Regions from separate parts of the Homo sapiens genome. Here region 2 is linked to region 1. A link is a contact called in ENCODE Hi-C data. All regions are on one chromosome and are shown on one strand. The core of a region is the stretch at or near the end of the contact, and the rest is flanking DNA. Distances in the headings are between cores, read along the strand shown.

Region 1 (3,214 bases), core at 450-2,949:
CCAGGCTCAGAGCAAGGGCGAGGGTGGCACACAGGCATCTGCTAAGCAGAAAAATGTCATGCCAGGGGCTTCTTCACCAGCCAACCCTGTTCCTAGCTGGCAGGCCACTTCCCAGGCAGTTTCCAAACAACAAAACAGAAGGGATTTCATTTCTCACTTCATTTTTTTTTTTTTGGCTTCTGTATTCCCAGTCCCTACATTCTGAATAAACAACCTTTTGTTGTAAATGGATAACTTGTAAGCCATAGGCACTCAGGGAGAGCAAAGAAGCTAGCTAAGGTGTGGGGAGGGGGAGGAAGAATCTGTGCTCCAAGACTGGGCCTGCCTACTGTGTTGTTATGTGTCTGGGCTACATGTGTCTCCATGTCTCCGCGTCCTCACCTGGAAAGAGGGATAATTCTGCATGCCATATTGACAACCACAATGGTGAAGATGAATTAGAAGGAGGCACCTTGAAAAAAAGAAAAAAGGAAACTGTATAAGAAAAAAAGCCCCACACAGTTTTAAATATGCTCAACTTGATAATTCTTCATAAAATTAGAATCACAGTGACTTCCAGTATGCAGCTGAGTTCACGTGAAGTCTGCAGTCACTTGTTAGAGAAATGCTTTTACGGAATTGCTTCACCAAGCAGAGAACTGGCTCTGCTGTCTCACAGATGTGGGAAGTGACCAGCTTTGATCAGAGTAGCCTTGATCCAGTCACTTTCCTCTCTGAGTTGTGGTTCCCACATTAGTTGAGGGGAAGCTGCCGAGGTGGATGTGTGTTGCAGGATGAAGATAAGATGTTCCCCAAACACACAGAACATGGGTCTTTTCTACTCATTCCAGGATTATTGAGGAAGATCCACCTAAGATGCAAGTGTTAAATACAGTGATGGGGCAGGATGGGCCAAGGGTGATAAACATGCTCATTCTGAGAATTGGTAGTTATGCATAGGACTGCATAAGGCTGGCATAGCCCTGGCGATGTAGGTTCTACTGAGACCTATCCCCAGATGGGGGCCATAACCACATGGGCAGTTGTACAGCCATGCAACCACACCAGTAAGTGGATAGAACCAAGAGCTCCAAAGTTACACAGACAGTTTCCAGTCCTGCTTCTGCCTCCCCTGCTCAGTGCCTCTGTTTACCCATGGGCACACCAAGCTCTAAATAGGATTAAGCATGGCAACTACTCAACACAGTATCTGGTAGAAACCCCTCAGAAACGATAGTATTATTAACAATATTATTACTAACCCTAAGTACCTGGGGCTGCATATATCTCAGCTCTCTTTTCCTCCTGGGCAATTTCCATTTTCTAAACCGAGGTCCTGCTTTTTCAGCAAGGAAACTGTGCTAAATGCTCCCGCATCAGCGTGTGTGTGTGTGTCTCTCTCTAGGGGCTGGGGGCTCAAGTGTTGAAGTTGGTTCAGCGTGTGTGTGTGTTTGTGCACGTGTATGGGTGTGTGTAAGGGCTGGGGGCTCAAGCATTGGCGGTAGCTCAGCGTGTGTGCGTGTGTGCGTGTGTTCAAGGGCTGGGGGCTCAATTGTGAGAGGTGGCCCAGGGGCCGGTTAGAGACTGGGAAGGACGACAGAGGCAAGACACGCAGCGAGTGCTCTCGCGAGAGTTCACCGAGTTGATAAAATTATTAAAACACAAAATACACATTTGCGTGAGGGGGAAAAAATACCCGCTTGTCCGTCCTGTCCCTTCAGGCTGCGCAACGCTGGAGGGCGATGGGAGCTCCACACAGGTGGGACGAGCCTAGCAGGTAAACCTTCCACCGGCCCGAGCTCCGCGACGCCGCGCCCCCAGCCCCGCCCCGCCTTAAAAAAAAAAAAAAAAAAGAAGAAGAGAAAGAGCCGCCGGGAGAAGCGCGGACGCCGCCGCTTCCCGGGCTCCAGCCGCGGCCCAGAAGAGGAGGAGCCCAGACGCCCTTCGCGCGCCATTGGTCCATCCGCCTAGCAACAGCCGCGGCCGGACCAATGGGAGCCGCGAAGCGGCCGGCCCCGCTCCAGAAACTTGGCTGCGGAGAAGTTCGCTGTCCCAGCCAGGAAAACAAACCAAGAGACCCTTCACACCCCAGCCCTAAGTTTTCTTTCTTACCCTGCCTACCCTCCCCCTTTCCCTTTGCAACTTGTCACCATTCCCAGCTCATGCATGCTTTAGTCGCCAAATTCTGACGCGGACGGAGGGCCTTTTCAGAAGGTCATCTCTTCCCACCCAAAGGAGAAGTCTCATTAGAGGCAAAAGAACGGACAGGTTGAAAACGATTTGTCAGGTTTCCGAATCTCTCTTGGTCTTCAATTACAATAGCCTCACTTTTAATATATAGTGTGTTTTTGTTTGAACTGATCTGCAAGATCTGTGCCCAAAATGAAGGGCAATTTGGAACATTTATTATGTACCGGGCTTTGACCTCGAATTTTGTTTGCTTTCTATGCCTTATTGCATTTAATCCTCTAATTAATTGTAATTCGGAGAGTGGGTTGCCCTGTCTCCATTTAATAGATGGGAAATTGAAGTTCAAAATGGTGAGTGGAAGTGTCAGAGAAATTCTGTTAGTACATGGTTACACAGGATTCAAACCCAAGCCAGTCTGATTCCCAAGACACTCTGGTTTCATGATGCCAGGAACCTCTGCAAGCACTTTTCAGAAATGGCCATAAAGAAATTCTCTGACCTACCTTGTGGGTTGTAGGTCCTGCCCCATACTGGAGAGGAAGACGTGCTACATAGAGAAGCTAAGAAAAATTTGAACAGACAGGCCGTGCTGGGTTTTCTGCCTCAGTCTCTTGCTATTAGATCAGACTCTTCTTTGTCTAACCCTATTTCTACCTGGCTATCCATGCTTCATCAAACTTAAGCCCGGGTAAAAACAGATACCCGGGGTATCTATTTTTATCTGGGACTTGCGGTCTTCATTTTGAGGGCTCCCATGTCACATAAAACTATGATTGAATAGCTTTGTTATGGCTTTTCTCCTGTTAATTTCTTGTCAATTCATTCAGCAGACTTAGATTAGAGCCTTCAGAGGGAAAGTTTGAACTTTCCTAAAGAAATGGTGTATATTGCAAAAATCGAATCCAGACTCTCTCTATGTGTTATCCTCAAACCCCAGCTTGCTTTGTGGGTGTGTGACCAGCCCAAATGCACAGATTCTGTACTTAGAAGGTCTTACACTTGGTTTACTGCTCTGCTGTTGCTGTTTTGAAGTTATTAATACGAT
Region 2 (3,423 bases), core at 791-3,290, 160 kb after region 1:
ATTTCCTTCGCAGCCCTGGGCTCCTATAACTGATATAAAAATGATGAGAGTGAACATTAAGGAAATGCTTCTATGTATTAGGAATGTTAATATAAAGATGTGATTAGAAGGCACAGAGAAGTTAAGTGAGTTGTGCCAGGAAACACAGCTAGTAAGTGACAGAGCTGGGATCGGGGACCATTCCGGCTTCCACTAAACTGCCTCTTGATGTTAGCTAATACATTTTTGTAAGCAATTCCACTAAGATAATGTCCACATGGAGGCGTTTTTAGAGCAAAATTAATCTCTTACCAACATTTTCCTTCTTGTATTTTCTTTCTCTTATTGGGCACTAGGAAGCTCTTCCATTTTACTCAGAAGACTTTGTGGCAATGGGCTAAAAAATAACGAGAGCTTAAATAATCAAAAGAAGAATGTGTTGCAGTCAAAATCCTAAGAAAAAGTGATCTAGCGCCAGGGCCTAATAAATCCCTCCTGCGATGGGCTTCAAAAACTGGCCGCGATGGAGTGCTGACATAAATCCTCTGTGGATGTACAGCTGACATTTCCCTGCATCGTGACACATCAGGAGGACAAATGGTGTAAATCCTCCTGTTGGAATTGGTGCATTGTCTGTGTGCACAGCTTACTTTTCTGAGTCCCATCCTATTATATACAAAACTTGTTTCAGACACCTGTTCCCCAGACAGAACTTCGAACTGCCTGCAATGTCTTGAATTAGCAGAGATGATTTCAAGGAACTCACATCTTCATAAGCTTCTGCTGCTACCCTCGTCCTGTTTTTCTCCATAATCTCATCCACTCTCATGGTTTTGCATACTTACTTTCTCTCTTTCCAGCAAAATATCCAGCCAAAGTCCGTCTTGGATGTTCAGACCTATACATCTCTGTCTTCCCCCATCTCCTGTTAGAAGTTTATAATCATCATACATTTTACATAAGCCAAAGAATGCTCATAATTTTTACATTCTAACTCTAGCCTGCTTCTCTCCTATCTTCTCCCATTTCCTTGAGTGGTATCACTACCACTAATGTTACTCAGGTCAAAAACAAACAAACAAAAATGTTAATTGGACCTGTTATTTCCTTTTCCTCACGTGCAGTCAAACGTGAGCTGCATTGATCAAATCCCCAACTTCTGTCTCAATCTGACTGCCCATTTCTGTCTCTACTGCCCCTGCCCTTGTCTTAGTCACCCTCCCCTCTTGCCTACACCTCTGCAGTAGCCATTTGATGGATGTGCCACATCCCTTTTCATGTCTCCTACAAATCCATTCTCTTCTGGTCATTTTGAAACACAAATCTGACCATGTCACTCCATGGCTTAAACCCATTGATGGATTCTCATTGTTCAGAGGATAAAGTGAAAATGCACAGCACAGCCCGCACCTGCTTAATTGGTCTGGCTTCTGACTTCCTCTGCATCCTCACCTCACTCTCTTCTACTCAGCCCCACTGTCCTCTTTCTCCTCCTTTGAATGCACCAAGTTCGTCCCTTCAAGCTAACACTCTTTCCTTGCCTCTTCACCTAGTCAATCCATTTTCATCCCATAGTTCTCAGTGTAAATGCCACTTCTTCAGAGGAGTGTTCTCTTATCACTTGCTTTCCTGCCATCAAGTGGCCCATTGCATGTCCTTGTATGAGGTTGATGCAAAAGTAAGATTTTTGCAATTATGTTTTTAATTGCAAAAACCACAATTAATTTTGCATCAACCTAATACGTGATTGCCTTCATCATAATGGCATTTACATAGTCATTTTCATACCTCTTACCGATCACCTGACTCTACCCATAGAGTGTAAGGTTCATGAGGGCAGGGTCTGCATCTTCCTTTTTTATCACTGAATCTCCAGAGCCCAACACAGAGCCTGGCAACACAGAATGTTGTTCTCTAAATACACATGGAACCAACGAAATCAGAAAAGCCTTGCCCTGCACAGAATATGAAAGGGTCCTAAGACTCATGACTGTTTCCACATTTGCTTGAAAGCCAGCATGGCCTCGCTTCCTGGAATTGGTGCCAGGAGAGGTCACCTCCCTAAAAGACGCACTCTGCCTCCTCCTGATGGCTGTTCCCCGTGGCCAGCAGAATGTCAACTCTCCCACTCCCTGAGACTTTTCTGGGCAGAAGCATTTAGGCTCAATCCTTGCAGAAAAACTTAGTCCAGAAAGAAAAAATAAAGAGAAACCAGAATGAGAAAGCTGCCTTTATTACAGCTAAACTGTTGGCTTAACTTCCTAAAATACCGTTGAATTTTCTTTCTGCATACAGCTGTGTTTATAGAAGGCAATATCATGTATGTAAATAAATTCAGATGCCGCTCGAGTTATTTTAAAACAATCAGTCTAACACTAATCAGCTTACTCAGAGACATAATCTTACCCTAAAAAAGTGACAAATCAGTACACAGTGTGCAGAGTAAAATCCATGGAGGGTAAGTCGAATATAAATGTATGAATGTTGCCAATGTCAGAATTTGAGGTTGGTCATCCCAGATGCTTCAGGAAAGCCGCCTCCAACTTCTGCTTCACCCTTCTCATCCCAGCATCCCAGAGGTATAATGTGGACAAGAGATATTATCCATAAATCTGTTCCCAATCCTCTAGGAAGGCCACATCCTTCCCCACTGCCATGCCTATACCGTTTCCTTTGCCTGGAATGTGTGGAACCTCCTAGCCATTCAGAAAGCAGCCTGTGTTTCAAGGCCCATCTCAACTTCTCTTCTTCTGTAAAGCACATTTTTCTGTCTCATGTGCTCATTGCATCTTATATCATTATGAAAAATAACTGATGTTATTTCCTAGAAGTTATTGATCATTGTGTGTCAGACATATCTGAATACTCTAAATGTGTATTCACTCAAAAAGGTTTTATTCTATGAACTCCTATTCTTATCACTCCATTTTACAGATTAAAAAACTGAGGCAATGAGTGACTAACAGCATACCCAAGCTCATATAGCTAGTAAATGGCTGAGTCAGGGCTCCAGTGCCTCCTCTGCCTATAGCTACTCTTAGGTTTGTCAATTGTCAGACATCAAGTTGTATGTATCACTGGATTATTTCCAATCATCTGAAGAGAAATGTGGCTGCTTTAGAGATGTGGACACTTAGACTCAGGGGAGCAATGTAATTTGCTATTCTTATTTCTCAAAAAATAAGGGTTGGGGCTGGATCTAAATCCACCTCTATTTTACACCAATGTCTGTTTTCTTTCAAGAAAAAATATGTCCAGGCACTGGTTCAATTTTCCTCTGGTTATTTATACAAATAACTTCGTCTTCAGGGCAACTGCCAACACATCATAGTTAAGCAACAAAGTTCTTTGTTTTTTAAAGGGTATCATGTATTATACAAAGATAATTCTCTGGTTCCTCTTGAGACGTTTATAGTCTAGCTGAGGACAAATTAATACTCATGA

What was found. A loop is a pair of places that touch in the nucleus more often than their neighbours do. Pooled maps may share reads with other maps.
Region 2: a map of sigmoid colon shows a loop between it and region 1 (3-fold over the local background). The contact joins the enhancer-like site here to the promoter of LINC01229 in region 1. A Hi-C loop is called at or near these places in 1 of 168 maps with a recorded cell type or tissue (sigmoid colon) and 5 of 50 pooled maps.

What each region holds. Positions count from the first base shown.
Region 1 is chr16:79,768,772-79,771,985 of GRCh38, forward strand. LINC01229 (long intergenic non-protein coding RNA 1229) reads left to right here and starts at 1,700. Exons shown (of 4, transcript NR_104660.1): 1 at 1,700-1,756. MAFTRR (MAF transcriptional regulator RNA) reads right to left here and starts at 1,761. Exons shown (of 6, transcript NR_104663.1): 1 at 1,676-1,761; 2 at 382-451. RefSeq lists an enhancer at 1,801-1,850 and silencers at 1,848-2,046, 1,971-2,020.
Region 2 is chr16:79,926,496-79,929,918 of GRCh38, forward strand. No RefSeq gene overlaps it. Among named protein-coding and RNA genes, the nearest start is that of LINC01228, 100 kb to the left of the region's middle. Within about 2 kb of position 2,041, at least 2 of the 41 ENCODE cell types and tissues checked have a DNase peak (open chromatin) inside an H3K27ac peak, as active enhancers do.